2 separate regions of the Homo sapiens genome follow, and region 2 is linked to region 1. A link is an interaction called in ENCODE POLR2A ChIA-PET data of the cell type or tissue named here. Cell type or tissue: MCF 10A. All regions are shown on one strand. Each heading gives the region's core, and the rest is flanking DNA. Links, peaks and the distances in the headings are about the cores only.

Region 1 (11,235 bases), core at 3,677-7,676:
ACAAATAAACACCAAACTCCTTTTTACTAGATATTTCCATTAACTTCCTTTGGTTATAAACAACAGAGAATGACTCCAGCTAAACTAAGCAGATGAGGAAATTATTAGAAGGAAATAGAGCAGTTCACAGAATTTAAGGGAAAGCTTAGAAAGCCCTAACCAAGGATGTTCTGGGGCCTGGGTAAGTGGAACGATGGAGGCTTACTACTATTGGTGAATTGGTTCCAGCTGTTTTAGGTCTCTGCACCATTATGCTCAAGATTCCAGGGAGAGAGTACCATTGTCCCTTGGCCCCCAGTTGTCCAGAGCAGGACAGGGTTCCTTGACTGATAGGCCCCCCCCAGATTACAGTGATGGAAGGAGATTCTCCAAAGACCCAAGTGTTGTTATCAGTGGAGGGGAATGGAAGCTGCGTGGCAAAAGAACAGATGTCTATGACATTAGACTTTACCATGGATGATCTCTGATTTCATTTCCCTCCTTCCCTCTCTTCCTTCTTTCCATCCTTCTTTAAATCACTTTTTTTTTTTTTTTTGAGACAGGGTCTCACTCTGTTGCCCAGGCTGGAGTGCAGTGGTGTGATCATAGCTCACTGCAGCCTTGAACTCCTGGACTCAAGGGATCCTTTCACCTCAGCCTCCCAAGTAGCTGGGACCACAGGCATACTCAACATGTTTAGCTAATTTTTCATTTTTCGTAGATATGGGTTCTCACTATGTTGCCCAGGCTAGTCTTGAACTCCTGGTTTAAAGTAATCTTCCTGCCTCGGCCTCTCAAAGTGCTGGGATTACAGGTGTGCACCACTGCACCTGGCCTTAAATCACCTTTTTTTTGGGCGGTGGGAGGGGGAGGATGGAGTCTCACTCTGTCACCCAGGCTGGGGTGCGGTGGCACAATCTTGGCTCACTGCAACCTCCATCTCCCTGGTTCAAGCAATTCTCCTGCCTCAGCCTCCCGAGTAGCTGGGATTACAGGCATGGGCCACCATGCCCAGCTAATTTTTGTACTTTTACTAGAGATGGGGTTTCATCATGTTGGCCAGGCTGGTCTCAAACTCCTGACCTCAAATGATCTGCCCGCTTCGGCCTTCCAAAGTACTGGGATTACAGGCGTGAGCCACCGTGCCTGGCCTCTTAAATCACTTTTTATCAAAGGAGTTTCACTCTTGTTGCCCAGGCTGGAGTGCAACGACGTGATCTCGGACATTTAAAATCACATATGTGCATGATTTTAAAGTATCAAAGTATCAATAATATCAAAAGGCTTTTAAAAGAAAATAGCAGTCCCCTGCTCCAAGTTCTGCTCCATGGAAGTAACCACTTTCTACTCTTTGAGCTGTTTTGTGTTTACCTCCATGTTTCTAAATAATATGCTTACAGTGATTTTAATTGATTTATCAGTTTTAGACATCTATTGACTTCTGTTGTAGGAATTATAGGAAAATCTATACTCCCACCCCTGACATGCTTCCTTCCCATCCTCCCAGTGTAATTGTATTACAATTTTTGGTAATGTAATAAACTAGTTTCTGTTAATAGCATTGTGGTCAAGAGCATGGCTCTGGGCTGAGTGCAGTGGCTCACGTCTGTAATCCCAGCACTTTGGGAGGCTGAGGCAGGTGGATCACCTGAGATCAGGAGTTCGAGACCAGCCTGACCAACATGGCAAAACCCCATCTCTACTAAAAATACAAAATTAGCCAGGTGTGGTGGTGCGCACCTATAATCCCAGCTACTTGGGAGACTGAGGCAGGAGAATCATATGTACCCAGGAGGTGGCGGTTGCAGTGAGCCGAGATCACGCCATTGCACTCCAGCCTGGGCAACAAGAGTGAAACTCCGTCTCAAACAAACAAAAAAAAGAGCATGGCTCTGGGAATCTGACTAAGGTGGGCTCTAATCAGGCTTTGATGTCTGCTTTGCCCAAGCTCACTTAGGCAAATTACTTAATTTCTTCATTCTTAGTTTTCTCACTTGTAAAACTGGGATAATAATTGCACCCTTCTCATAAGGTAGTTGTGAGGATTAAATTAGATAATACACATAAAATATGAAGCACAGTGCCTGGCATGTGGTAAGTACTCAGAGGTTAGCTATTATTTTCTATTTCTACTGGCTTAGACTAGACTGTTTTAACCTCCTATAAGCAACCAGCCAAGGGATGGAGGAAGAGTCTGGGAACTCTCTGGTTTGGGCAAGGTTTGCTCCTCCTCATTATGCTGACTTTTGTTTATTCCTGTTTCTTTCTCGTTTCCTTGATGATCCAGGTCCCTCAACCAGTGGAGAGTCCCAGGGGTGAGAGGAAGGCCTACAGATAGACCCAGGGTGAAGACCTGAGTAACCTTTGCTAGTCCTGACTCAGCCAGTACTGGTCTTAGACTGGTGATGGGTCAGGGTTCATATTTTGGCATCTCTCTCTGGGCATCTTTCCTCTTCTTTTTTAGACCTCATGACCAAGGCAGCTGGTGTCCCCTGCTGCTCTGGTTTCTTTAAGTAATATATCAGTTTTATCTTTCTTTCGAATATTTGCATTTTTTTCTTTTTTTTTTTTTTCTACAGCATCTTTTTATTGTCTTTACCATTACTTTAATGCATTTTAAAATTTATCTACATTAATTGGGAACTATTTGCATTTTTTTCATCCTCTCTCTCTTTTTCTTTTTCTTTTTTTGGATTTGTCTTGGCCAGAGAGGTTCTCCAACACCCGGGTGGACTTGGAATTTTTTTATCAGCTGCAATCTGAAGACTTGTCTTTACTGTGGAATAGGTGACATTCCTTTAGGACCTCAGAAGCTCAAGTAGTTTAATGCCAAGTCTTTCCAGAGCCTCACTCTCTTTTATTTTTTAAATTAGAATTGTGATTTATTGAAGCCTTACCATGAGCTTCATATAATTTTTTATGAACAGCTTTATTGAGATATAATTCATATACCCCATTTAAAGTATGTAACTCAGTGGTTTTTAGTACATTCACAGAGTTGTGCAATCATCAATAAATCAATTTTAGAACATTTCCTTACCTTATAAAGAAATCCTGACCCATTAGCAGTCACTCCCCATTTCCCCCCAATCTCTCTCAGCCCTAGGCAGCCACCAGTCTACTTTTTTTCTCTATGGATTTACCTATTGTGGATATTTAATATAAATGTAATCATCGGTATGTGATCCTTTGTGACTGGCATCTTTTATTAGAATGATGTTTTCAAGGTTCATCCATGTTGTAATGTGAATCAGTACTTCATTCCTTTTTATGGCTGAATAATATTCCATTATTTAGATGTATTACAACTGTGTTCGTCATGGATAAATGTTGGTGGACATTTGGGTTCTTTCTACTTTTTGGCTATCATTTATAATGCTGCTACGAACTTTGGTGTACAAGTTTTTGTGTGGAAATATATTTTCATTTCTCTTGGAGAGGAATACCTAGGAGTGGGATTGCTGGGTCAGAATATTTGCATTTTAAAGGAGGATTCATCTGTAGCCATTGCTGCTTACTCCAGAGGACTGAATGTATTCTAAAATGTGGAAGTCCTGGTTCTGTGACATCTGAGTGTGGGGAAAAACTGCTGGGCAGAGGAGCCTTTCAAGTTTGGTGGCTGCCTGTTCCTTCTACTCATGAAACTTGTCCTAAACTCAGCCCATAAATTTCTCCTCACACCATCCCATCTCTCCCATTTATTGCCAGGTTCTTACTTTCAGGAGCACTGCATTTTTCTGATGTCACCAAGGCTGCCAGGAATTTGGGGAATGCTGGGCTTTGCCAGAGAAGGAGGGATCTCCTCTGAGCGAGGAGAGTTACCTCATCATCAGGCATTTGGCACTAACATTTGCCCATAGTTCTCCAGGGTGGAGGGGGGCGTGCACCCAGATGGTTTCAGTTCCAGACACGTGTGCTCAGAGAGGTGGGATGAGCTTCCTTGCCTGCTAGTAATTATGGTGCATGCCTCTTTGGGTCAAGGTGCAGAGGCTTGTGAAATACCTTTGTTTTCTAGGGGTTGGGAAGGTTCAGTTGCGGAAATAGGTATGTGCCAGGAAGGCTGGTGGCCCAGATTTAAGCCTGGCCAGCAGAGGCAGGAAGTGGAGGAGACAATATAGGGTAAGAAGGGGATGAGTCGATGAAGGAAGAAAAGAGACGTGGTTTTCTTGGGTCTGGGAGCACAGAAGCAAAAATCACTAAGCAGGTAGTCAGAGACTAGAGAGGGCAGAGCCACTCCCTTTGATGCAGAGGGGGCACTGAGGAACTTGCCCTTTCATTCCAGGTTTGCTGGTCGCTAGGCAGGTGTCCTAGAGTGAGACTGGCTTAGCAAGTGGGTGTCTCCTTCAGAGTTGGTTCAGGAGCTCACTTCCCTCTACAGACACACTGTCACTGCTAGGCCCTAGTGTTTTCCTTTGTTAGGGCTCCAAGTAATGAGAAAGGCTGCCCCATGTAGGGTGCCACCTCAAATCCTTTTTCTCATTTCACCTCACAGTAACCCTGGTGAGCCCTCTACATAGTGCCTGTCCAGCCCATGCCTCTGGGTAGGCAGCCACATAAAAATCAAACACCTGTTTTGTTGGCTAATCTGGGGAGGAAGAAAGGGAGTGATTCTTTGTGTCATACTCCACAAAGGGCCATCTCTGGCCTAGGCAGCACTGCAGAAGGCAGGACCATGTACCTGAGACTGATGAGCTGAGTCGGGTGCGAGCCTCACTCAAGGAGAGGGTAGAGAGGGTAGGTACCCACCTATCCCATCCGGCTCTGTTCTTTGAGTTTATGGGACTTCCTTCATCCTGATCACTTGGGTGCCATTGTTACAAGGGGCTGGCTATTCCTACTTTTCTTTTTTCTTTTTCTTTTCTTTTTTTTTTTTTTTTGAGACGGAGTCTTGCTCTGTCACCAGGCTGGAGTACAGTGGCCCAATCTTGGCTCACTGCAGCCTCCACCTCCCAGGTTCAAGTGATTCTCCTGCCTCAGCCTCCCAAGTAGCTGGAGCTACAGGCGTGCGCCACCACGCCCAGCTAATTTTTGTATTTTTAGTAGAGATGGGGTTTCATCCTGTTGGCCAGGATGATCTCAATCTCTTAACCTCGTGATTCGCCTGCCTTGGCCTCCCAAAGTGCTGGGATTACAGGCTTGAGCCTCCGTGCCCAGCCTCCCATTTTTCAAAGTGGGGAAACTGAAGTGACTGCTCCTCCAGCAGCTTGAGAGGCCATGTACACTTGGGGTGGGAAAGTGGGTGGGATTGAGGGGCAAAGTGAGGGAAGAGTGGGATACAGGGTGAAGATGAATTAAGGTTGCTGGTTTCCAGCTCAGGGGCAATCTCCACTTCCTTTACTTCCTCTTAGAAAGAACCTTACACTTGACTCCTACCCAGTCCTAGTGACCCCTGTAAAACCTGGGGAGTGAGAGCTGGGGGAACGCAGGCTTTTCCCTATTCACATGAGCCTGTGGTGTGAGAACTCTGCACCTCTCTCCTTATTTCCCTGGGGCCTCCCTGTTTATCTCCTTATCTCTGCTGTGGCGTCTTGATCTCTAACCCCTCAGCTATGTGTTTACCCCCTCCCTGCTTTGAGGAGTGAGTCAGGGTTGGAGATTTGTTTGAACAGAGTGGTGAGGCTGCCTATAATTTGGAGGTAGCTGGGCTTCTCCCAAAAATGTTTATGAGGTTAGAGGCTGCTTACCTTGTGATTAGTACTGCTCCTTTTTCCCTAGAGAAGAAGGCTCCACTTCTCATCTTGCCTTTTAGAGTACCCAGTAGAGACCCCCCTGCCGGATATTTTTGGGGTGTTCCTAAAGCTCCCTGGAGCCTGCTCATAGTCCTGAGGAAATGCAAGCCTGCTCTAGAAAACAACTAAGTGCACCAGGCAGAGAGGAGCCCCAGGATTTGCTCCTTGACTCTGGGTTGGGGGTGCAGGCCGAGGTCTGTGGCCTTGCTGACTAAGATGCATTCTCCAGTTCTGGAGGATGAGGTGCCAGAGAGAGCCCTAAGTTTTTCATCAGCTCCATTAGACAATTTACCTCATCCACCCTCTTCCCTTGCAGACTTTCCAGAGCTACTTGGGAAAGTAATGCTGCTTCACCCTTGTGAAGAGATGTATGGTTTGCAAATCACTTTTACATCATTCTTGCACATCTATCTACTCTTCCTAAAATGTCGGTTGTGAAATTATCACCCTCATTTTACAGACAGAAAACTGAGGCCCAGAGAGATTAAGTGATTTGCTCAAGGATTAATGGTCATCAATCAGGACTCAGACATCCTGCCTCTGACTTCAAGTTTAGTACTTTGTTTTGAAACAGAGTCTCGCTCTGTCACCTGGGTTGGAGTGCATGGCACAGTCTTGGCTCACTGCCGCCTTGACCTTATGAGCTCAATTGATCCTCTCACCTCAGCTTCCCTAGTAGCTGGGACTGCAGGTGTGCACCACCACACCAGGCTAATTTTTGTACTTTTTGTAGAGACAGGGTCTCATTATGTTGCCCAGGCTGGTCTCAAACTCCTGGACTCAGGTGATCTGCCCTCCTGGGCCTCCCAAAGTGCTGGGATTACAGGCGTGAGCCAACATGCCTAGCCAAGTTTAGTACTTTTTCTTTCCTTCTCTTTATATGTTTTATTATAGGAGTGTCACAGGGCTCACTGCACCTCTCTCCTTATCTCCCTGGGGCCTCTGCCTCCCAGGTTCAAGCGATTCTCCTGCCTCAGCCTCCCAGGCAACTGGGATTACAGGTGCCCACCACCACACCTGGCCAGTGTTTTGTATTTTTAGTAGAGACGGGGTTTCACCATGTTGGCCAGGCTGGCCTTGAACTCCTGACCTCTGGTGATCCACCTGCTTTGGCCTCCCAAAGTTCTGGGATTATAGGCGTGAGCCACTGTGCCTGGCCCAAATAGTTTTTTCGTTTGTTTGTTTTTTTGAGACAGAGTCTCACTCTGTCACCCAGGCTGGAGTGCAATGGCGTGATCTTGGCTCACTGCAGCCTCCGCCCCTTGGGTTTAAGCGATTCTCCCACCTCAGTTTCCCGAGTAGCTGGGATTACAAGCATGCACCACCAGGCCCAGCTAATTTTTATATTTTCAGTGGAGACGGGGTTTCACCATGTTGACCAGGTTGGTCTCAAACTCCAGACCTCAAGTGATCTGCCTGCCTCGGCCTTCCAAAGTGCTGGGATTACAGGCGTGAGCCACCACACCTGGCCCCAGCTTGCTTTTTCACTTAACACTTATTTTGAGATTTATTCATGTCAATGCATGTTTCATAGTTCATTTATTTTCACAGCTGAATAGTAGTTCATTGTACTAATATGTCAGGGTTTATTCATTCATTTTCTAATTAGCCAGGCACGGTGGTGCACGCCTGTAGTCCAGCTGCTTAGGAAGCTGAGATGAGAGGATCAATTGAGCCTGGGAGGTCAAGGCTGCAGTGAGGCATGATCATGCCACTGCACTCCCGCCTGGGTAACACAGTGAGACCCTGTCTCAAAAATAATATATAATTTAAAAATTTGTTTTCTTGTCAGTGGGCCATCTGGGTGGTTTCTGGTATTTTGCCATTGCATGCAATGCTACTGTGAACATATTTCTACATGTCTTATCTTTATATTTCTATAAGTGTAATGAAATCCCCCCAAAATAGCTCATTAGCATTTTAATTTGCCTTTTCCTTTACTGGTGAGGTTGAGCATCTTTCCTATTCCATTAGCCACTTGTTATTTCTTTTTAGAGTTGCCTTCTTAGTCTTTGCTCAGTTTTTCCTTGACCTTCCTCTGCTACTTTTCTGTGTCTGCTTTTTCTAGTATTCCATACTGCTTCTCTAAACTGAAGAGCTGGAGTTTCTCAAAGGGAATTGGGAAAATCCCTGAACATATCACCTGGAACTCATGCAACAACATATTTTTTTGAGAACCTATTCTAGGCCAGCCATTGTACTAAATAAGCTATCCATGTCTTCAAGGAGCTTATGATTTTCTCGGGGGAGATGAATGAATTGTTACAAAAGAATGGGCTCCTTGTTAAAGTGCAGGATATGTAGGTTGCAGTAGGTGCTCTGACTGAGGGAGGAGTGCTGGGATAAGGGTCGGACCCTCAGAGAGGAGATACCTTGAAGGCTGAGCAGGAATTCTCCAAGGAGGCAAGGGAGGAGAGGATACCCCGGTCGGAGAAAGCAACATGCGCACCTCTGGGGAGGTGGGAGCACGTATTGCACTGGAAGACCCGTTAGCAGAAACAGACTTGGCTTTGGATGCCTTCTACAATTGGATCAGGAAAAAGTTGGGGATAGAGTGCAGGGTACATTGGGGTACTGGAGGGAGTCAAAACATTTTATGTGGTATAAACTGTGATGGTCCTGATCATAAGGGGACTCTAATACCATAATAAGGAGTTTTTGACTTTTTGTTTTTAAAAACATTTAATAGTAACATATATACAGAAAAATATGTACATCACAAATGTCCAGTCAAGTAATTTTCACAAACTAGACACATTCCTGTGAGCAGCACCCAGATCAAGAAACAAATCATTACGGGCACTGCAGAAGCCCCCTCATGTCCCCTTCTAATTACCACCTACCTCCACCTCAAGGGTAACCACTATCCTGACTTCTAAAGTGCAAATTATATTAGTTTTGCTTATTTTTGTGCTTTTTATATAAGTGGAATCATACAGTATACTTTTGTGTCTGGATTCTTTTGCTTAACATCTTTGTGAGATTTACTGATGTTGCATGTACAGTGCTTCATTCTTTTTCATTGTTGTACAAAGTTCCATTGTATGAATATATTACAATTTATTCTACTCTTGCTGAACATGTGGGTAATTTCTGGTTTGAGGCTATTTTGAAAAATGCTACTGTGAACTTTCTAGTATACATGCTTTTATGGGAAACATATGTATGTGCCAGGGCAAAGGGAAAGCCTCTCCTTCACCCTCGGAAGTTTTGCTGAAAATCACTGACAAAAGAAAATAGGGAAAAAGGCCCGGGCGCGGTGGCTCACGCCTTTAATCCCAGCACTTTGGGAAGCCGAGGCGGGTGGATTACCTGAGGTCAGGAGTTCGAGAGCAGCCTGCCCAACATGGTGAAACCCCATCTCTACTAAAAATACAAAAATTAGCTGGGTGTGGTGGGACACGCCGGTAATCCCAGCTACTTGGGAGGCTGAGGCAGGAGAATTGCTTGAGCCCGGGAGGTGGAGGTTGCAGTGAGCCGAGATCGTGCCACTGCACTCCAGCCTGGCCGACAGAGCGAGAGGGACTCTGTCTCAAAAAAAAAAAAAAAAAAAAAAAAAAGGCATACAGATTTATTTGATCATAGTTTTAGGTGACATAGGAACCTTCTGAATGAAGACCCAAATATACAGAGGAAAACGTCCATTATTTTTAAATTTTCAATTTTTATTATTTTTTAAAAGCTAGCCTTACTGAATCAGAAGCAGTCCATTCTTAGATTTGAAAAAGTATAGGCAGCTGTGTAGAAATATGATTGGACAAAAAGGGTATGATCTAATGCTGAGAGACTAAATGGGGAAACCCAGCAAGGCCTGTCTGTCTAGATTCTTCTTGACCTCTCTAAGCATTCCTTCCAGGTGTGAGACAGGGCCCTCTCTGGAATGGGGGTCTTATGACTTCAGATCAAGCAAGGTGGGTCAGATAATTTTTTTTTTTTTAGATGGAGTCTTGCTCTTGTCCCCAGGCTGGAGTGCAGTGGCACGATCTTGGCTCACAGCAACCTCCACCTCCCAGGTTCAAGCAATTCTCCTGCCTCAGCCTCCTGAGTAGCTGGGACTACAGGCACCTGACACCACGCCTGGCTAATTTTTCTATTTGTAGTAGAGATGGGGTTTCGCCATGTTGGCCAGGCTGGTCTCGAACTCCTGACCTCGTGATCTGCCCACGCCTCCCAAAGTGCTGAGATTACAGGCATGAGCCACTGCACCCGGCCAGATAATTTCTTTATAGCTAGCTTTTAATAGAAAGAGAGGTGGAAAGTCAGAGTAATATTTTTAGGTTTTATGGCTGGCTTTGGGGAAAAGGGGTTCTGGTTTCTATGACCCACCTTGAGAAGAGGGATTCTAGTTTCTATGGCTAGCCCCGGGATGGGGAGGGGAGGAATGAAAGGCCAGAAAAGAGGTCAGGAGAAAGTCAGAGAAAACTTTTTTCTTCCGAGGTCTTCATTTTGGGGTATCATATTCTGAGATCCTACATTTGCATTTCTGTTGGGTAGAGTAACTAGTGGTGGAATTGCTGTGCCTTAGAGTACTTTTGTGTTTATCTTTGGTCCATGCTTCTGAATTTTCCAGCGATTGTGTTGCTGCGCAATCCCAGCATCAGTGTCTCAGAGTGTCGGTTGTTCCACATCTGCTGAACACTTCGTATTTTTTTTTTATCCATTTCATGTTAGTCATTCTGATAGGTATTTTGTGGCATTGTTTTGTGGTTTTACTTTCCAGCTCTTTGATAATGCCTAATGAAGTTGAACCCCTTGTCATATGTTTAATGACTGTTTGGGTATCCTCACAATGATGTGTCTGTTGGCATCTTCTGCCTGTTTTTCTATTGGGCTGCATGTCTGGCTGGCTGTCTCCCTTTCTTTCTTTAAGTAAACATTTTATTTTGAAATAATTTTAAATTTACAGAAAAGTTGCAAAGTAGTACAGAGAACTCTTATATACCCTTCATCCAGTTTTCCCACAATGTTAACATCTTATGTCACCATGGCACGTTTGTCATATAAAGAAATTAATGTTGGTACAATGCTGTTAACAAAGTTGTAGACTATCTGGGTTTCACCACTTTTTCCACTAATATCTTTTTTCTGATCCAGGATTCAGTCCAGGATCCCATGTTAATCATTTTGTTTAGTAGGAATTCTTTATATATTCTGGACATCTTTTGTCAGATATACATATAGTGAATTTCTTTTGCTCTGTGGGTTGCCATGCAGTGTTTTTTTAAATTTTATTTTATTGTTATTGAGACAGAGTCTTGCTCTGTTGCCCAGGTCGGAGTGCAGTGGCACGATCTTGGCTCACTGCAACCTCTGCCTCCCGGGTTCAGGCAATTCTCCCGTCTCAGCCTCCTGAGTAGCTGGGACTACAGGCACGTGCTACCACACCCGGCTAATTTTTGTATTTTTAGTAGAGATGGGGTTTCAACATGTTGGCCAGGCTGGTCTCGAACTCCTGACCTCGTGATCTACCTACCTTGGCCTCCCCAAAGTGCTGGGACTGTGAACCACTGTGCCCGGCCCCCTTTTT
Region 2 (11,235 bases), core at 3,791-7,790, 210 kb after region 1:
TCTATCATAGCTGCTTTAAAATCTTTGTCAGATATTCTAATATAGCTGCCATCTCAGTGTTGACCTCTATTGTCTTTTTTCATTCAGTTTGAGATCTGGACATTTTTGTATTATGTTATAAGACTTTGGATCTTAATTTAAAACTTTTGTTTTAACTAACTTTGTCTGTCACTGCATTGGCATGAGAGGGGGTGTCATTTCATTGCTGCCAGGTGAAGGTAGAAGTTCAGATTTCCCACTGTACCTCTGTTGACACTCAAGCGGGACAGGTCTCCTCCTTACTGCTGGATAGGGCTGCTTGTTCCAGCCCCACATGGTGTCTACTGATACTGTGGTAGAGGTGGCCTCATTACCTCTGGGTGATGGTTAAAGTCCTGACTCTCTACTAGGCCTCCTCTGATACCAACTGAGCAGAAAAGCAGAGGGGTACCTCATTTCTGCCAGATGGATATCCAGGTTCCCCACTGACACCACGGTCTTTATTGCCATCATGCACACAGAGAGGAGGGCTCATTACTGGCTGGCTGGGACAAAAGTCCCAGTTCCCTACTTGGCCTTGTGTGACACCACTCTAGTAAGGGTATTGGGGTGGCCTGTTACAATCTTGAGAGAGTGGAAGTCTAGGTTTCCCACTTAGTTTTGGCATGGGTTGGGGTAGGGCCACGGTAATAGAGTTCTCCAGAGAAATAGAACCAATGGAATATATGTATAAATTGGCTCATGTGATTATGGAGGCTGAGAAACCCAATGATCTGCCATCTGCAAACTAGAGCCCCAGGAAAGTCCGTGGTGTAATGCCAGTCTGAGTCTGAAAGCCTGAGAACCAAGGGAGCCAGTGGTATAAATTCCAGTCCAAGAGCAAGAGAAGATTGATGTCCCAGCTCAAGTAGGCAGGTAGGAAGCAAAACAGGGACATTTGTCCTCCCTTTGCCTTTCTGTTCTATTCAGGCCCTCAACAGATTGGATGATGTCCACTCACACCGGGGAGAGTAATCTGCTTTACTGAGTCCATGGATTCAAAAGCTAATCTCATCCAGAAACACCTCACAGACCACCCAGAATAAAGTTTAATCTAGGCACCCTGTAGCATGGCTAAAAGTTCCTGTCTTGCAGACTGCCCCTTGCCTTTGGCTAGCAGAAACAGGCTTTTGTTGGAGCTTTTCTTTTTCTTTTTGGTCTGTGCCCATTGACATTTCCTGGTTGCTGGTTTCTTCAGCTCCAAGTGTGGAATAAATGAAGCAAAAGGAAAACTCGGAGAACTCACCACTGTGGTGTTTCTTGGGTCTTGAGGTTTCTATCCAGTCTGCTTTCTTTTCTCCACCTTTCAAAGTCTTCTTACGTTTAATAAATAATTTCCAGGGTTTATGGTTGTTCTAGGAGTGGTCAAAGTACATTACCCCAACCTCCCAGAGGCAGAAGTTCCATCCAGTGTATTTTCCATTTCAGATATTATATTTTTCATCTCAAGAAGTTCCATTTTGGTCTTTTAAAAATACCTTCCATTTCTCTCCTCATTATATTTTTGTTTTTCTTTACATTATTTAACAAATAGATTAAATATGTTCATTTTAAATTTAATTCAGTATGAAACTGTTAACCTTTACAAAAAGACAACTAGGAAAATGGCTAAATATTTATTTCTATAACCCCTAGTTTCACATATTTTTAAGTTCAGAACTAAAATACTATGTCTCCTCTGACGCCTTGGTGAAGTTAATAGTACAAACTCCTTTTTTTAACTTTTTCTCCTGACTTGGTCTGTTTTTATTTTTTTTAATTGACAAATAAAACTTGCATATATTTATAGGGTACAACATGATGTTTTGATATATGCATACATTGTGGAATGGCTAAACCTAGCTAATTAACGTATGTATTACCTCTTGTACTTATCATTTTTTGTGTGTGGTAAGAGCACATAAAATCTATTTTCTCTTTTTTTTTTTTAGAGATGGAGTTTTGCTCTTGTTGCCCAGGCTGGAGTGCAATGGCACGATCTCAGCTCACCGCAACCTCTGCCTCCCAGGTTCAAGTGATTCTCCTGCCTCAGCCTCCCCAGTAGCTGGGATTACAGGCACGCACCACCACGCCCGGCTAATTTTTGTATTTTTAGTAGAGACGGGGTTTCACCATGTTGGCCAGGCTGGTCTCAAACTCCTGACTTCAAGTGATCCACCTGCCTCGGCCTCCCAAAGTGCTGGGATTACAGGCATGAGCCACTGCACCTGGCCCGTTGCCCATTTTTAAAATCAGGTCGTTTGCTTTCTTGCTATTGAGTTGTTAGAGTTCCTTATATATTTTGGATATTAACCCCTTGTCAGATGTATGGTTTGTAGATATTTTCTCCCACTGGGTAGGTTGTCTCTTTACTCTGTTGATTTTTTGCTTTGCTGTGCAGAGGCTTTTTATTTTGATGCAATTCTGTTTGTCTACTTTTGATTTTGTTGCCTGTGCTCTTGGGCTCATATCTAAAAAACCATTTTTCAGACCAATGTCATGGAGCTTTCCCCCTGTGTTTTCTTCTGGTAGTTTTACTGTTTCCGGTCTTATATATACGTCTTTTCCCCATTTTGAGTTGATATTTATATATGGTATGAAATAAGGGTCTACTTTCATTTCCTTTATTTAATTCTTAAGAACATGCAGGCCAGGTGCGGTGGCTCACACCTGTAATCCCAGCACTTTGGGAGGCTGAGGTGGGAGGATCATCTGAGGTCAGGAGTTAGAGACCAGCCTGGACAATATGGTGAAACCCCATCTCTACTAAAAAAAATTAGCTGGGCATGGTGGCGGGTGCCTGTAATCCCAGCCACTGGGGAGACTAAGGCAGGAGAATCACTTGAACCGGGGAGGTGGAGGTTGCAGTGAGCTGAGATCACGCCATTGCACTCCAGCCTGGGCAACAAGAGCGAAACTCCATCTCCAAAAAAAAAAACAACACCACATATTTATATCTCTTTTAATGTCCTGTCTACTAATCCCACCATTTCTGACATTTCTGGGACTGTTTCTTTTGGTTCTGGGTAATGTTTTCTTATCTCTTTTTATAATCATTTTTTAAAGAGATGGGGTCTTACTGTGTTGCCCAGGCTAAAGTGCAGTGGCTCTTCTTGGGTGTGATCATACTGTATTACAGCCTCAATCTCCTGGCCTCAAGTGATCCTCCTGCCTCAGCCTCCTGAGTAGCTGGGACTACAGGTACATGCCACCACATCCAGTACAATAATATTAAATTGAATGTCAAACCTTGGGAATTTTATTTTGTTCAGTGATAGGTTTTGTTGCATTTCTCTAATGAGTGTTGGACTTGGTTCTGGCATGCTTGGTATCAGTTCGATCATCAGTGCTTGTTTTCAAGCTTTGCATGGTGGCTCCAGAGTAGCCTTTATTCTAGTGTCCACTACTGAGTCCTTTTAAAGTCTCTATATAATGCCCCATGTATTATAGGATCTATTCATATAGGCTGTGAGGAACACAAACAAAATATTCCCAATCCTGTGTAAGTTCTGAGAATTGTTTGGCCTTTCATTTTCTGTTGTTGTTGTTGTTGATTTTAACCCCCTGCCTTGTGGAATTTTGCCTCATTAATGTACATATCAGTATTCAGCCAAAGTTTTAAGGTCTGGGACCTCTTGGCAGATCTCCAAAGCGCTCGGTGTCATTCCCTCATCTCCAGTGTTTTCCCTTTTTTCCTTTCCTTTCCTTTTTCTTTTTCTTTTTCTTTTCTTTTTTTTTTTTTTTTTGAGATGGAGTTTCGCTCTTGTTGCCCAGGCTGGAGTGCAATGGCTCAATCTCGGGTGACCGCAACCTCTGCCTCCTGGGTTCAAGCAATTCTCCTGCCTCTACCTCCCAAGTAGCTGAGATTACAGGCATGCGCCACCATACCCAGCTAATTTTGTATTTTTAGTAGAGATGGGGTTTCTCCATGTTGGTCAGGCCAGTCTCGAACTCTCTTCCTCAGGTGATCTGCCTGCCTTGGCCTCCCAAAGTGCTGGGATTACAGACGTGAGCCACAATGCCCAGCCTTCCCTCTTAATTTCTAGCCAACACATTCTCCACCAACCCTAATCTCTGTTTTCTCCACTCAATGAGACTGCTGACTCTATTGCGGCTCCCCTCTCTGCAGTGCAGGAAACTGCCTCTAGGCAGTAAGCTGAGGCAATTCTGCACTACTGGCTTTCCATTGTCTATAAATATTTCTTTCATAATTTTATCTGGTTTCATAGTTGTATAGTGGGAAGGCAATTTCTGTAGCTGTACTTCCTTCTTGGGAGAAGTGGAAGTCTTCTTGGGCCAATTTTTCAGCTGGAAACAACTTGTTAAAGAGGCTACGTCTCTAGCAGAAAGGACCCTGAGACACCATGACAAGTATATAAGGTAGTAATTTTCCCAATCCTAACCCACAGGGACTTATGACCTTTTATTTTCATAAGACACAGGAGAGAAAGAGGACTATGCAAACATTTAAAGCACTGTTGGATAGAGTCCATTGACATTGACACCCTAGGATTGGAAGCTCCATTATGGACCTCTGTTAGAGTTGCAGGGTGTGGAGGCTAGGTAATAATTGTATTCCAGCTCCAGCTCTGACTCTCAGTAGGTCTACCAGGTTTACAGACTCACCTAGTAGTTACTTCATGAGTCCTTAATGGACAGTTGGAATAGACATATTTGACAGTTGGCAGAACCACCAGGTTGGTTTTTTGGTTTGTGAGGTAGGAAATATCATAGTGAGGAAGGCCAACATGAAGTGTCTGGAACTGCCTCCACCATTCCAGACCAATATAATAAATAAAAATTACTCCATTAGTGCCCTGCTTGAAGACCTAAAGAATGCAGAGGTGGTGGTGCCCATCATATTGCCATTTAATTCACTAGTCTGGCAACTGCTAAAACCAGACAGATCTTGGAGAATGAGTATGGATTACTGCAATCTCAATCAACAAATAATGCTAATTCTATCTGCTGTTCCAAATGTGATATCTTTGCTGGAAAAGATTAACGCAGCCTACATGGTATGTATTGATCTGGACAATGCACCCTTTTTCATCCTTGTAGAAAGGAAGATCATAAAAGCTTGCTTTCACTGAGATGAGCAATAATATACATTTCCAGTTTTGCCTCTGGACCATGTAAACTCTCCTGCCTCTGTCATAATATAGTCTGAAGGGACCTGGACCATTAGGACATTCCATAGGACATCCCATTACTGCACTGATGACATCATGGTAATTGTACAGGATGAACCTGAAATGATACCTGTATCAGAGGCCTTGGTAGGATAAATCTTCTTCAAATAGTAGGGCAAGAATCCTACAAATATTCAGGATCTTGCCAGATCAGTGAAGTTTTTAAAAGTCCAGTGGTCTGAAGCATACCAGGACATTCCCTCCAAAGATGATAAGGAGAAATTTTGCATCTCGTATTTCTCACCACTAAAAAGCACAATGCCTTGCAAATGTCTTGGGGTCTATTGCTAGCATATTCCATACTTGGAAATGTTGCTTTGACACAAATATCATACGTGACACAAAAGCCTGCCAACTTTGAGTGGGTCCCAGAGCAGGTAAAAGCTCTGTAGCAGGCCAAGACTGTGGTACAAATGGCCCTGCGGCTTGGATCACAAGACACCATATTATATTAGAGGTGTCAGTGGTGAGAAAAGATCATATACTGTTCGTGATAAATCCCAATAGTAAGTCACACACAGCCCCCTATAGTGCTGGAGCAATGCCATGCCATCTGAAACAGAGCATTATATACCTTTCAAAAGATAGCTCCTGGAATGCTACCGAGTACTAGTTGAGACAATGTGCTTACCTATGGGACGTTAAGTCATGATGTATTATAACCTGGGTTCTGTCAAACCCACAAGTCATAAGGCTGGGTGGGTCGACCGGTCATCCTTCATAAAATGAAAGTGGCATATGTAGAATTGGGAACAAGCAGGGCTGGAAGGCAAAAGTGAGCTACATAAGCAGGTGCCCAGATGCCCTGTCACCCACTATTGATGCACTGGTGGTGCTTTCTCAGTTTACATCTGTAGCCACATGGATCGGAGATCCCTCATGACCTGATGACAGAAGAGGAAAAAGGCTGAGCTTGGTTAATGTACTGGTTGTCTCATTAGGTGAAAGTAGGCTGGAAATACACTGTGGCTGCACTATGGCCCCACTTAGATGGCCTGTGTACCTGCCAGAAGTAAGAATATATATAGACTCATGGGCCTGGAAGGCAAACTGGAAGATTAAAAACAAGGAAGTGTGGGGAAAAGGAACATAACATACCCGAGAATGGGTATACAGTGTGATGATTTTTGTATTGCAGGTTAATTCCCATCAGATAACATCCACCACAGAAAAGGTACCAACCAAGCAGATGGAATGACTTAGCCAAATAATGTTAACCAGGCTTTGTTGCTGGCACCCCAATGCTGGCAAAGTGATCAATGAACGGAGGAGCCATGGTGGAGCAAATGCAAGGGTTCAACGTCATGGACTCATCAAGTCTGATCTAACTACTGCATCAGTGAATGTCCAGCTTGCCAGCAACAGAGACCAACACTTAGCCTGATGTCACCATTCCTCAAGGAAACCGTCTAGCCACTTGGTGGTAAGTTGATTACACTGTATCCTTGCTACCTTGGAAGGGGAAGTGTTCTATTTTGAAGGGGCACTGATGTATATTATGGGTACTGGTTTGCCTTTCCTGCCTGCACAGCCTCGGTCAGCAACACCATCCAAAGGTTTACAAAATTTTGATCCATTGGCCTGAAATCTTGTGTAACATTGCATCAAACCAAGAGACCCACTTGATAGCAAGGAGGTACAATGCTGGGCACATGATGGTAGGATTGGCTTTAATCACATACCGTACTATGCAGAAGCTGCTCCCTGATAGAGTGCTTGTTAAAAGCACAGCTAAGGCACCGGATTGGAGATGATAACCTGTAAGGAGAAGGCATCATCCTTCATGATGCAGTACATACCTGAGACCAATAGCCATTGAATAGTGTATCCTTAAGGAAAATATATGGCTCTGGGGAACAAAGGGTGGGTGTAGGAGCAGCCCGCATTATCATCACTCCCAGTGACCCAATTGAAGAAACTGTGCCTTCTATCCCAACTCTGGTCTCTAAGGGTTTAGAAGTCCTGGTTCCCAGAAGGGGAATATTTGCACCAGTGAACACACTGAATCTCACTAAACTTTAAGCTATGGCAGGCACTAGATTACTCCAAATCACTACCAAGAAACAAGGCAAGGAAATGAGTCATTATCAGGAGGTGGGGCTGCTATTACACAGTGGGGACAGGGAAGAATATATCTGGCACCCAGATCATCCACTTGAGTATGTTTCTCCTTGCCCAATTTTGATGATAAATGAACAAGTGCAGTCATAGTCTGAGAAGGGCATGATGGCCAGGTACCTCATCTGGTAACCCACGTGAACCAGAGGTACAACCCCCTCAAGGGGGTTGGGGAAAGATCAACAATAGGTAGTAGAGAAGGGAGGTGAATGCCAGTTGCAAACTCAAGCTACAGCAGCAGAGGCTGTGGCCTGTTCCAGACCTTCCTCTTTTAAGTTTCCCCAGAAAGAGATCCATCAGAATCCTGAAGAAACCATTCCAGAACTAATGAAACAAATCAGTCTGAGCAGTGCAAAGGGTGGACTGCAGTGTTGACTGTGGTGTGCTGCCCATATTTTCCCCTTGAGGACTGAAGCTGCTAAGAATGCTGACAGCTGTCACCTGTGCCTCATCCAGGGACCGCCTTTGGCTGAAGTTAGCCACCTCACTCATGATCATACCCCTTTCCTGGTCAAGTGGGGAGATAAGGTCCAGCCCACTTACCCTACTGGGGCATCCTGCAGAGCCATCCTAGTTTGAGCTCCTGATTGACTGAGGCGTTTGTTAAGACTGCATCAGCTCAATTTCTCCCTCTACCCAATTCTACTGCCTTTACTCCCCAATAGGTGTTGATGCAGATAACTCCTCCCAATAAACTTCCTGCATGTGAATCTCCAACACAGAGTGTTTTTGCCAAGAACTCAACCTATGGCAGGTATTTAAATGCTTTTTAAGGTTAGCTGTGTGAAATGTGTGCTCGTTGCTCAATTTCAGAGAGTTTCGTGATGGTCATGTTGAGAGATGCTGTGTGTGTTTAATTAGCCTACCATTTCAAGGACAATAGGAATGGGGATCATTGAAATGGCAAATTTCAGTGGGCTTGGGGCTCATGCCGAGGCTGCAGGTCCTCCCCAAACCTCAGGAGCGTGTCCAGGATGGCAGAACTCTGTGCTTCAGTTTGGGGGTTAATTCTGGGTGTCCCCAACTCACTAGGGATTAACTGGGGTACAGAAGTGTATGCATCTACTTCAATCTAGATTAGCGCTTCCTAAATACTGGGGTCTCTGCAAGTTAATGGAGGCTCAAACCTTTCAGGAAGTTCTGTTAAATCCAAGACTGAGTGTACCTACCAAAAGCAGTCAACCATCTTTCAAAACAAGAGGGTCCTGCTGGGAGATACTGGCAATGAGAAGTTCCTATAGGACCATAAGATCAGTCTGGGGCTGGGTGCAGTGGCTCATGCCTGTAATCCTAGCACTTTGGAAGGCCGAGGCGGGTGGATCACCTGAGGTCAGGAGTTCAACACCAGCCTGGCCAACATGGTGAGACCCCGTCTCTACTAAAAATACACAAAAAATTAGCCGGGCGTGGTGGTGGGCTCCTGTAATCCCAGCTATTTGGGAGGCTGAGGCAGGAGAATCGCTTGAACCCGGGAGGTAGAGATTACAGTGAGCCAAGATCGTGCCATTGCACTCCAGCCTGGGCAACAAGAGCGAAACTCCATCTCAAAAAAAAAAAAAAAAAAAAAAAAAATCAGTTTGGGCTTCAATATGCCCAAATAGGCTATGAGGGCACCTATATTTACACTGATTGCCCTTTATTGGTAACATCTCCATCTGAGGGTGGATCCTGTCTGGCATGGTGACCAAGATAAAAGATGCAAAAGATCAACATCATCCACCAAGACTATTTCCACTACATGTGTAAGTACAGTTGCTTCAAGAAGCACAAGAACATGTTCATGCACCCATCCCCTTGCATCAGGGATGTCCAGATCAGCAACATCATCATGGTTGGGTAAGCACCAGCATGAGCAAGATGGTACACTTCAACATGCTCATGGTCCCCAATGCCACCAAGAAGCAATTCCAGTTCTGAGTCTGGATGCCTGCCTACTCCCTAATGTGAAATAATGTTATTTTCCCATTCAAAAAAAAAAAAAAAAAAGAAAAGAAAAGGGTGGGGAGGGGAGAAATGCTAAATTTCAGATAGTGCCAGTGCCACACTTGAGTTACAGAGCTCTGTCAAGTATGAAGTTGGCTATAGTTATCAGTGCAACTACTGATGACAGACTTTCTCATTAGCTGAGATGGGATGAAAGTGTTTAACTGACTCAGAGTGGTAGGTGAGCTCAAATAGGAAAGAAACCAATGTCTGGTATGGATAGCAAAGGAGTCAATGATCCCATCTTTACTACCCTAAACTGCATGACCTCACATTGTATTTGAGTGACCTTGGCACAATCCACCTGAAAATGAATGTTTTTTTCTACTAATGAAACTCTGAACTTACAGAAAACTATCTACTTTCAGGCCAGGCATGGTGGCTCATGCCTGCCTGTAATCCCAGCACTTTGGGAGGCCGAGGAGGGTGGATCATGAGGTCAGGAGTTTGAGACCATCCTGGTCAATATGGTGAAACCCCATCTCTACTAAAAATATAAAAAATTAGCCGGGTGCTGTGGCACATGCCTGTAGTCCCAGCTACTCGGGAGGCTGAGGCAGGAGAATCACTTGAACCAGGGAGGCGGAGGTGCAGTGAGCTGAGATTATGCCACTGCACTCCAGCCTGGGTGACAGAGCAAGACTCTGTCTCAAAAAAAAAAAAAAAAAAGAAAAAGAAAAAGGAAAAAACTATCTACTTTCGTTTATCTCCCATCAAGACATCCATTCATCCATTCCAGAGTTACCTTTTGACTAGCTCCCTATCTTAATCTTGGTCTAGAAAATTAAGGTAACTTCTTTTTCAGAATTTCAGGAGCTGGTTCAAGGAAAAAAGTTCCCTTTTTAAGCTTCTTTCATCCCAGCTTTCCAACAATTACCCTTAGGCCTTACTCAGGTCTTAGAGAAGCAGAATCCATTGTGCTTATTCACATTGATGACTACATCAATGTATCTAAGAAGAGTAAGTGTTAAGACCAAACACATCATCAACTTGTTCAGCACAATTTGTTCATACCACAGTAACTGTGGGATGCAGTCTAAGATATTCTCTTCTTTCCTTTTTAGCAGCAAACCTCTGTGACTCAAGGAAATCTCAGTTGGATGTCCTGTCTCATCTACTCAAGACCAGTAAGCAACACTTACTTAAAAAGAACATATTCTCTTTATTTCTGCTTGGGATACAAATGTTCAGTTTGGATGATGAGAATGAGGCAAGTACTGGAGACAATGGCTGGCTCTCCTGTTTGTCCCAATAAACTCCAATGGAGGAAGAAGCTAAACAGGTTTTGGATGGTTTCGGTCTACTGCATCTAGCTTATCAAATCTACAGCCTGGTACTTCTGGAACAGGACTTCCCTGCCCCAGTGATGACAGTTAAAGATGGCAAAAATGAAGAATTCAACATGTATACGCAGTGCAGTCTGATGTCTTCAGATGTTCTCTAAAATTCTGTATTTGGTCAGAGCTGGGAGTGAGATCAGGGTGCTTGCACATTTCTGCTCCACTGCTCCCGATTCTGCTTTGCTGCCTTGGAGGGAGAGTAGATTTAGATCTGGGGGCTGGTGGGGGCCATAGCCTTGGCAGCTTGCTGGGCTAACCAGTACTTATATCTTTTGGTCTTGGGCTTCTCAAAGTTCACGACAGACATAGGCACTCTCACAGTATCAAGCCCATTTACCTGCACACAAAACAATGGGAATTCTCAGAGATCAGTCAGGTAAGTAAGATTTAGCACCACCTAATCCCAGCTTTTCACCCTGACTTTTCTCCCAGTCAGAAAAAGGAGAGCTAGGGCTGGGCACAGTGGCTTATGCCTGTAATCCCAGCACTTTGGGAGGCTGAGGCAGGTGGATCACCTGAGGTCAGGAGTTTGAGACCAGCCTGGCCAACATGGGGAAACCCTGTCTCTACTAAAATACAAAAATTAGCCAGGCACGGTGGCGTGT

Evidence for each region. Peaks named below come from ENCODE experiments on the same cell type or tissue, not always from the same donor. Only the 100,000 strongest peaks of a DNase experiment are listed, where the experiment ranks them.
Region 2: POLR2A ChIA-PET joins it to region 1 with 5 read pairs; 6 of 35 experiments call an interaction of 5 or more read pairs at or near these places.

The regions. Positions count from the first base shown.
Region 1 is chr1:151,543,466-151,554,700 of GRCh38, forward strand. All of the region lies in intron 1 of TUFT1 (tuftelin 1), which reads left to right. It overlaps MIR554 (microRNA 554), which reads left to right and starts at 2,331; the gene lies at 2,331-2,426. RefSeq lists an enhancer at 3,463-3,981. In MCF 10A, for the core only: no CTCF peak of the experiment used is centred there; DNase peaks (open chromatin) are centred at 3,866 and 5,556.
Region 2 is chr1:151,749,215-151,760,449 of GRCh38, forward strand. It overlaps MRPL9 (mitochondrial ribosomal protein L9), which reads right to left. Exons shown (of 7, transcript NM_031420.4): 7 at 10,433-10,967. The coding sequence ends at 10,836. It also overlaps the pseudogene RPS11P3. Among named protein-coding and RNA genes, the nearest start is that of MRPL9, 8.7 kb to the right of the region's middle. In MCF 10A, for the core only: no CTCF peak of the experiment used is centred there; no DNase peak of the experiment used is centred there.